Regions from separate parts of the Homo sapiens genome. Here region 2 is linked to region 1. The links are chromatin contacts, found by POLR2A ChIA-PET in ENCODE. All regions are on one chromosome and are shown on one strand. Each heading gives the region's core, a stretch centred on a gene start or an enhancer-like site at or near the end of the contact. The rest is flanking DNA. Distances are from core to core; before and after follow the strand shown.

Evidence for each region. ChIA-PET counts read pairs that join two places held with the same protein, here RNA polymerase II (POLR2A).
Region 2: POLR2A ChIA-PET joins it to region 1 with 20 read pairs in activated T-cell. The contact joins two enhancer-like sites. POLR2A ChIA-PET finds 5 or more read pairs at or near these places in 3 of 52 experiments (CD8-positive, alpha-beta T cell, PC-9 and activated T-cell).

Annotation. Positions count from the first base shown.
Region 1 is chr5:172,069,248-172,073,693 of GRCh38, reverse strand. The region is part of intron 12 of STK10 (serine/threonine kinase 10); the gene reads left to right. Among named protein-coding and RNA genes, the nearest start is that of FBXW11, 65 kb to the right of the region's middle. Within about 2 kb of position 2,206, at least 2 of the 41 ENCODE cell types and tissues checked have a DNase peak (open chromatin) inside an H3K27ac peak, as active enhancers do.
Region 2 is chr5:172,999,715-173,004,160 of GRCh38, reverse strand. All of the region lies in intron 2 of ATP6V0E1 (ATPase H+ transporting V0 subunit e1), which reads right to left. Among named protein-coding and RNA genes, the nearest start is that of ATP6V0E1, 18 kb to the right of the region's middle. Within about 2 kb of position 2,565, at least 4 of the 41 ENCODE cell types and tissues checked have a DNase peak (open chromatin) inside an H3K27ac peak, as active enhancers do.

The DNA.
Region 1 (4,446 bases), core at 957-3,456:
ATTATAGGCATGAGCCACTGCTCCCGGCCTTGAATTATATTTATTTCATGTTTTTGGTGCTGTTATGCAACATACTTTTTAAAAAAAATCAATTTCTGCCAGATGCAGTGGCTTACGCCTATAATCCTAGCAACTAAAGAGACTGAGATGGGAGGATCACTTGAGGCCAGGAGTTTGAGACCAGCCTGGGCAACATACTGAAACCCTGTCTCTAAAACAAACAAAAAAAAAATTAAAAATTAGGTTGGGTGCGGTGACTCATACCTGTAATCCCAGCACTTTGGAAGGCTGAGGCAGGCAGACCACTTGAGGTCAGGAGTTCAAGACCAGCCTGGTCAACATGGTGAAACCTCATCTCTACTAAAAATACAAAAATTAGCCAATGTGGTGGTGTGCATCTGTAATCCCAGCTACTTGGGAGGCTGAAGCAGGAGAATTGCTTGAACCCGGGAGGCAGAGGCTGCAGTGAGCCAAGATCGCACCACTACTGCACTCCAGCCTGGGTGACAGAGCAAGACTTCATCTCAAAAAATAAATAAATAAATAAATAATTAGCTGGGTGTGGTGGCATGCACCTGTAATCCCAGCTGCTTGGGAAGCTGAGGTGAGAGAGGATCACTTGAGCCCAGGAGTTCGAGGCTGCAAGTGAGCCATAATTGCACCACTGTGCTTTAGCCTGGGAACAAAGTAAAACCCAACTTGGAAAAGAAAAATTCTAATTGTTCATTGCTAGATTGTAAAAATACATTGATATTTATATATTAATCTTGTACTGCAATCTTGTTAAACTCACTTATTAGTACTCGTATCTTTCTTTGTAGATTCCTTGAGATTTTCTACATAGACATCATATCTACAAATAGAAACGGTCTTATTGCTTCCTTTTCAATCTGTATGCTTTTTATTTTTTAATTGCTTTATTGTGCTAGCCAAGGCCTCCAGTAGGATGTTGAATAGGAATAGTAGAGAGGACATCTTTGCCTTGTTCCCCATTTTAAGGGGAAGGCATTCAATATCTCATCATTAAGTATGATGCTAGCAATAGGGCTGTTTATAGCTGCCCTCATTGGATTAAGAAAGTCTCTTTATACAGACGCAGAAGCTGAGGTTAAAAAGAAAGAAAAGAGGCCAGGCGCGGTGGCTCACGCCTGTAATCCTAGCACTTTGGGAGGCCGAGGCAGGCGGATCACAAGGTCAGGAGATCGAGACCATCCTGGCTAACACAGGGTGAAACCCCATCTCTACTAAAAATACAAAAAATTAGCCAGGCGTGGCAGTGTGCGCCTGTAGTCCCAGCTACTCGGGAGGCTGAGGCAGGAGAATGGCATGAACCCGGTAGGCGGATCTTGCAGTGAGCCGAGATTGCGCCACTGCACTCCAGCCTGGGCGACAGAGCAAGACTCCATCTCAAAAAAAAAAGAAAAGAAAAGAAAAAAAATTTTTTAAGTCTCCTATTCCTAGTATGCCAATCAATTTCATTATGAATAGGTGTTGAATTTTATCAAATGGGTTTCATGTATCAATTGATATGATCATATGGTTTTTCTTCTGTTAGTCTGTTGATATAAATTATATTGCTTGATTTTAAAATATTGCATCAGCTTTGCCTTTTTGGGGTAAGAACCACTTGGTTATTGTATATTTTCCTTTTTATATATTACTGGACTCAATTTGCTGATATTTTGGTGAGGATTTTGGGGTCTGTGTTCATGAAGGATATCGATCTGTGGTTTTCTTGTGATGTCTATCTGGTTTTGTTGACAGCTGTTGTGATACCTCGGTTCTTGTCTTCTTGGCTTTAAAGAATTTAAACATGAGACACACAGCAAAGGAGATGCAGCATAGAGTGATTTATTGCAAAAGGAAAATAATATTTTGAAAGTTAGGTATAGAATAGACAGTACACCCTGAGAGAGAGAGAATTCAGAGTGGGCTGCTTGTAAGGACGAGACAGCAAAGACTGGCACTAGGGAGACTCTTTTAAAGGGAGCCTTACATGATGGTTCCTAAGTAGGTGGGAAGAGGCGTTGCCAGGAAGCATGTTCTGGGTGGTCCTCTGGGTGCACAGCTGTAGTAGCTGTACATGCTTGTTCATTTGTCACTGTCTCATTAGCATCTTACATCTCTACCCAGGGATGTGTTTTTTACTATTACAATGAACAAAGAGTCAGTCGGAGGACAGGTAAAATCAAAATGTGCTTGCTCCCTACAGGGAAAATCCCCTACTGAAGATAGCTGTGCTTGAATGAGCTCAATTACAATGAGAATGCTGAGGCTTATGGTGTTGACTGTATGGTCACCATAGTTGCTGTGTCCAGAGAACCTGGTCATTTTTTTTTTTTTTTTTTTTTTGCTACCTATCCTGCCTCAGTTTTAGTTATCTATTTCTTCTTCTTTTTTTTTTTTTTAAACTTTTCATTGTTACATGGCCTTCCAATGAAATACCTATTTCTTTTTTTTTTTTTTTTTTTTTTTTTTTTTGAGATAGAGAGCGTCTCACTCTGTCGCCCAGGCTGGAGAGCAGTGGTGCAATCTCAGCTCACTGCAACCTCTGCCTCCCAGGTTCAAGCGATTCTCCTGCTCAGCCTCCTGAGTAGCTGGGATTACAGGTGCGTGCCACCACACCCGGCTAATGTTTTTGTATTTTTAGTAGACATGGGCTCTCACCATGTTAGCCAGGCTGGTCTTAAACTTCTGATTTCAGGTGATCTGCCCGCCTCAGCCTCCCAAAGTGCTGGGATACACCACCGCCCCTGGCCTGTTTCTTCTTAAGTAAACTTTAGTAGCTTCTGTCTTTCAAGGAATTTGTAGATTTCATTTTAATACTCAAATTTATTGGCATTAAATATTTCCTGACTATCCTTTTAATGCCTGTAGCATCTATAGTGATGTTCTTTCTTTCATCCCTCATATTGGTATTTTGTATTGTCATCTTCTCATCCTCCTTCTCCTCCTCCTCTCCTCCTCCTTCCCTGTCAGTCTAATTATTAATTTTATTGACCTTATCAAAGAACCAGCTTTTGGTTTCATTGATTTTTCTCTTTTCAATGTTATTGATTTCTGCTGTTATATTAGTCTTGGGTTTAAATTGCTCTTCTTTTTATGGTTTCTTAATGTAGAAGCTCATTTAGAACATTGATTTGAGACTATTCTTTAAGCACTTAATGCTATAAATTTCACTTAATGCTATAAATGGAGCACTGTTTTAGCTTCATTCCACAAATCTTTATATGTTGTATTTTCATTTTTATTCAATACCAATTACTTTTTAATTTCCTTTGCAACTTCCTCTTTGACCCAGGTTATTTAAAAGCTTGTTGTTTAATTTTAAAATGTTTTGGGGCTCTCATATCTTTCTCTTATTGTTTTTTAGTTTGATTTCATTATGATCAAATCAAATAACATATATATATAGATATATAGATATATAGATATATATTTTTTTGAGGTGGAATTTTGCTCTTGTCGCCCAGGCTGGAGTGCAATGGCATGATCTCGGCTCACTGCAACCTCTGCCTCCCGGGTTCAAGTGATTCTCCTGCCTCAGCCCCCCAAGTAGCTGGGATTACAGGCACATGCCACCACACCCAGCTAATTTTTGTATTTTTAGTAGAGACAGGGTTTCACCATGTTGGCCAGGCTGGTCTTGAACTCTTGACCTCAGGTGATCCACATGCCTCAGCCTCCCAAAGTGCTGGGATTACAGGCATGAGCCACCACGCCCGGCCCATATATTTTTTAAGATTTCAGTTTTTAAAAATGTATTATGGCTTGTTTTATGGTCCGGGATGTGGTCTGTGTTGCTGAGTGTTCCGTGTGCACTTGAAAAGGATGTGTATTCTGCTGTTGTTGAGTGGAGTATTCTATAAATGTCAAGTAGGTCAACTTAATTGATAGTATTGTTCAGGTCTTCTCTATTCTTACTGATTTTCTGACCACTTGTTCTACTGGCTACTGAGAAAGGAATGTTAACATCTCCAACTGTAATTGTGGATTTATCTATTTCTCATTCAGTTCTGTCAGCTTTTGTTTCACATTTTTGAAATTATTTTGTTATTTTAAATAGTCACATTTTCTTTTATTTATTTATTTGTTTATTTTCTTTGCAATGGAAGTCTAACTATGTTGCCCAGAGTGCCCTCAAACTCCTGGGCTCAAGTGATCCTCCTCAGCCTCCTAGACTTTAGCTAAGACTAAAATAGTCATATTTTCTTAGTGAACTGAGTCTTCCTTTTATAATTATATAATGCCCATCATTATTCCTGATAATATTCCTTGTTCTGAAGTCTACCTTGTCTAATAAATAGCCAATCCTACTTTCTTTTGATAAGTGTTTGCATACAGTATCTTTTCCCATCCTTTCAATTTAACCTGTCTAAATCTTTATATTTAACATGGGTTTCTTGTTGACAGCATATAGTTGTGCTTTCATTTTTTTTAATCCCA
Region 2 (4,446 bases), core at 1,316-3,815, 930 kb before region 1:
TCAAGGTTGCCCTTTTCTGACTCTTCCTCATCTACACAACATCAAAATGTTGGCATTCCTCAGGTTTGGTCGGATCTTTTCTTTACTTTTCTCTCCTACCCCTTCCCTTAGTGCTGGGTTTCTCAACCTCAGCACTATTGAAATTTTGGGCTGCATAATTCTTCACTAGGGGAAAGTGAGGCTGTCCTGTGCAGTACAGGATGTTCAGCAGCATCCCTGGCCTCTATCCCTGGATGCCAGCAGCAACCCCAGCAAAGAACCACTGCCTTAGGTAATTCTATGTGTTCTCATGGCCTCAAATCTCTCTGCTTTAGCTAAGTTCCTGTTTGACAACTCTTGGGCATCTTATGGCCATCTCAGTCCTAATTAGCATGTACCAGTTGAATCTCTCTTCAAATTCATCCTGTCCCAAGTCAGGATCATCTTAGTAAATGGCCCAACCTAGAACTGGGAGCCATCTCTGATTCTTCCTACATCTAATCCATCAGTACGACCAATAAATTCTACCTGCCAAATTTGCTCTCAAATCTGTGTGCCTCTCTTCACCTCAGACCAAACCATGGTGATCTCTCACTGGCATGCATGCAGTCACTTCCTGACGGGTGTTCCTGCTTCCATTCTCCCCGCCAAACAGTCTGTTCTCCACAGAGCAGCCAGAGTGATCATCCCATTCACACCACTCCTTCATTAAAAATCTTAAAGCATCTCCTATTCACTTAACATGAAACCCAAACTCCTTATTTAGTGTCAGCAGACACTGGATCTGGGCACTAGATGTGTAGCAATGAATTAACAAATCAGACAACCTCCATGTCCTCTTTAATGAGGAGAAGCAGATAGTAAACAAATCAAGAGCCAGAGAGGCCCAATCACTCCCCTCACAGCCCCTTCATTCACTTCCCAGTTTCCCCCATCCACTTGTTGCCACAAATACCTATTCAGTTATGACCTCGGAAGATTCCCCCTCACTTATCCTTCAGCCCCCTGCTGCTGTCAATCACACAAGGACCTGCACAGCATAAAATCCCACCTGGCCTGGGCCTTACATAAACTCTGAACCTACCACTCCCCACCTCACTATTAAGCCCAACATTACCCTGCCAGAACATTCCAAGCTACTTAAAAAAAAGAAAGAAAAAAGGGACAGGGCCTTGCTGTGTTGCCCAGGCTGGTCTCAAAACTCCTGAGCCCAAGCGATCCTTCTGCTTTAGCCTCCCAAGTAGCTGGGACTACAGGTGGGATACCCCTGTCCCCGGCTATCCCAAGCTCTTTACCCCTCAGTGCCTTTACATTTGCAGAAAGCCCTCCCTCCAATTTCCCTATGGCTGATTCCTCCTCAGACACAGGGTTTCACCATGTTGCCCAGGCTGGTCTCATACTCCTGGCCTCAAGCAATTCTCCTGCCTCAGCTTCCCAAAGTGCTGAGATTACAGGCATGAGCCACCAGACTTGGCTTCTATTTTGGATATAGTCTAGCTAATTAGTGAATAAGAAATTACAGAAACAGAATATCATAAATGATGGCCAATAATACAAAGAAAAATCAGACATTATGTACCCCTCTTGGAAGTACTCAACACCACTTATGAAGGAGACTGGTCAAAAAATTGAAGCTAAATCTGATCAGCCTCTAGATATGGCTACCAATTCATAGAAAATACAGAAGAACGTGTTACCACCATGAGTATGCAATTAACAAAGACCAGACTGCAACATTAAAGGGCAAACAACCCAGTTTTTCTATTAAAATTTCCAAGAAAAAAGAGAAAGATATGGAGAAGAAGCCTATAAAGAGAAATTTGAGAGACATTCACCAATTGCTACGTGTGGTCTTTATGTGGACCTTGATTCCAGCAAGCTGTAAAATAATGAGACAATTACGGAAATTTAAATATGATAGGATATTTGATGATATAAAGGAATTAAGTTTTTTGTGCATAATGGTATTGTGGTTGTACTTTTAAAATTTAGAGACACATATTGAAATGTTTACAGATGAACTGATATGTCTGGGATTTGTTTCAGAATAATCTGGGGTGGAGAGGAAAAGTGTGGGGATAAAACACGATTGGCCATGAGTTGATCATTTTTGAAGGTGGGTGGTAAGCAAATGAAGGTTCATTATCCTAACCTTTCTACTTTTATAGAGAGAAAATAGTATGTTTAAAAAGCTGAAAACCTTTGGGAGGCCAAGGCAGGTGGATCACCTGAGGGCAGGAGTTCGAGACTAGCCTGACCAACATGGAGAAACCTCATCCCTACTAAAAACACAAAATAAGCCAGGCGTGGTGGCACATGCCTGTAATCCCAGTTACTCGGGAGGCTGAGGCAAGAGAATCACTTGAAACTGGGTGGCAGAGGTTGCAGTGAGCTGAGATCCAGCCATTGCACTCTAGCCTGGACAACAAGAGTGAAACTCCGTCTCGGGGGAAAAGAAAAAAAAAAAAAGCTCAAAACCAGAAAGTTTAAAAAGGAAATACATGTTAAAGTAAATAGCAGCCCTGAAACCAATCAGCCAAAGTGCTGCGATTACAGGCGTGAGCCACCACGTGTGGTTACTTGGTTGGAAACCAAAGCGGTGCACCCAGGCCCCTGGGAAGTGATTATGTCCTGTGCTCAAACTAGCTCTAGAGCCAGGACCCAGAAAGGCCAGTGAGGGAGGTGAGGCTCAGCTCTGGATTTGCAAATTCCGAGACATGTGAGGTGGAGTTTCTGTGGGCTGTGCAGGTCCCTGTGTGATGGACAGCAACGGGGGCTAAAGAATGAGTAAAGGGGAATCTTCTGAGGTCATAACTGAGTAGGTATTTGTGGAAATGAGTGGATGGGGGAACCTGTTTGGGAAGTGAATGAAGGGCAATGAGGGGAGTGATCGGGCCTCTCTGGCTCTTGATTTGTTTTATCTGCTTCTCCTTATTAAAGAGGACAGGGGGTTGTCTACTTTGTTTATTCACTGCTACACTGTGCCATTACGCCCGGCTAATTCTGTATTTTTAGTAGTGTCCAGATCCAGTGCCTACTAATGCTAAATAAATATATGTTGAATGAATGAATTCTAATAAGGCTAAGTAAAATATTCACTATACCAGCCCTGTAAGGAAACTGTGCTTACAAATAACACAGTCCTTTGAATTAAAATAACTTATTTTAAAGATCACTGATTGGCCAGGGGCGGTGGCTCACACCTGTAATCCCAGCACTTTGGGAGGCCAAGGTGGGTGGATCACTTGAGGTCAGGAGTTCGAGACCAGCCTGGCCAACAAGGTGACACCCTGTCTTTACTAACAATACAAAAAATAGCCAGGCATGGTGGCGCACATCTGTAGTCCCACCTACTCAGGAGGCTGAGGTAGGAGAATCACTTGAACCTGGGAGGTGGAGGTTGCAGTGAGCTGAGATCTCGCCACTGCACTCCAGCCTGGTCGACAGAGTGAGACTCTATCTCAAAAAAAAAAAAAAAAATCACTGATAATATTACTTTGATTTTTATTGTGCTTTACTCTAAGTTTTCACACACAGCATCTTACTTAAAACTCACAAAACCACCCTACAACATAATCGTGCCAAGTATCCTTTTGCCTAAAAGAACCTAGGTCTCGTGATTCTTAGATAGTATTTATTTTCCTATATCATGATGCCAGTAAGATTTACAGTTAGTCAGGTGCTAAGACACAGCATGTTTTCCAAGAAACAACTGTGTCTTCACAATACATTACATTTCTAATTTCATGTGAGCTTGGTGACTCTGAGTAAACAACAATATAATTCAACATTAAAAATTAACCTAAGACCAGAAATATAGTATAGTAACTTAACAAGATTGTATGTTTAAGAGACAAAAGTGATCTTGTGCCTTAAAGAGGGAACCAGATATAACATTCAGATTTTCCTCTGCTGAACTATTAACAGAAACTGGATTCTACTGGCAGAGAACCTAATTTATACAGAGCTCAAACAAGTTGAGCCTCACGGAATCAAACTTTAAACTAGAACAAACTGGCACCAGAAAAAACTGCAACAAACAGAAGGCAATTTAAAAGTCCATGAATGCATTTCAAAACATGACTTTGAAAGCCAAAGTCTCTTTGGGTGTGCCTTACTTGAAAAGGGGCATTTTCAAGAAAATGTACCAGTGCCAAACAGTGAAATTTCCTTTGAATTTCAATTTTTTTAATAGAATCTCACTCTTTTGTGGAATAAGGTGTGTAAAATATTTGGGGTTTGAATTCCGTCCACATTTTTCACTCAGATATCATGCTAAATAGGATGTATGATCAGATTTCAAAGAAACAAAAGAAAAATGATTTCATAAAGTCAATACTATCCAGCTGATTTCCCCATAAAATGGCCTCCAGAAGCATTTAATGTTGGAACACTGTGTACCACCTTTATTAATACACCACTAACAGTGCTGATCCACTGTCAGTAGAGAAGTCACCAGAATTTGGG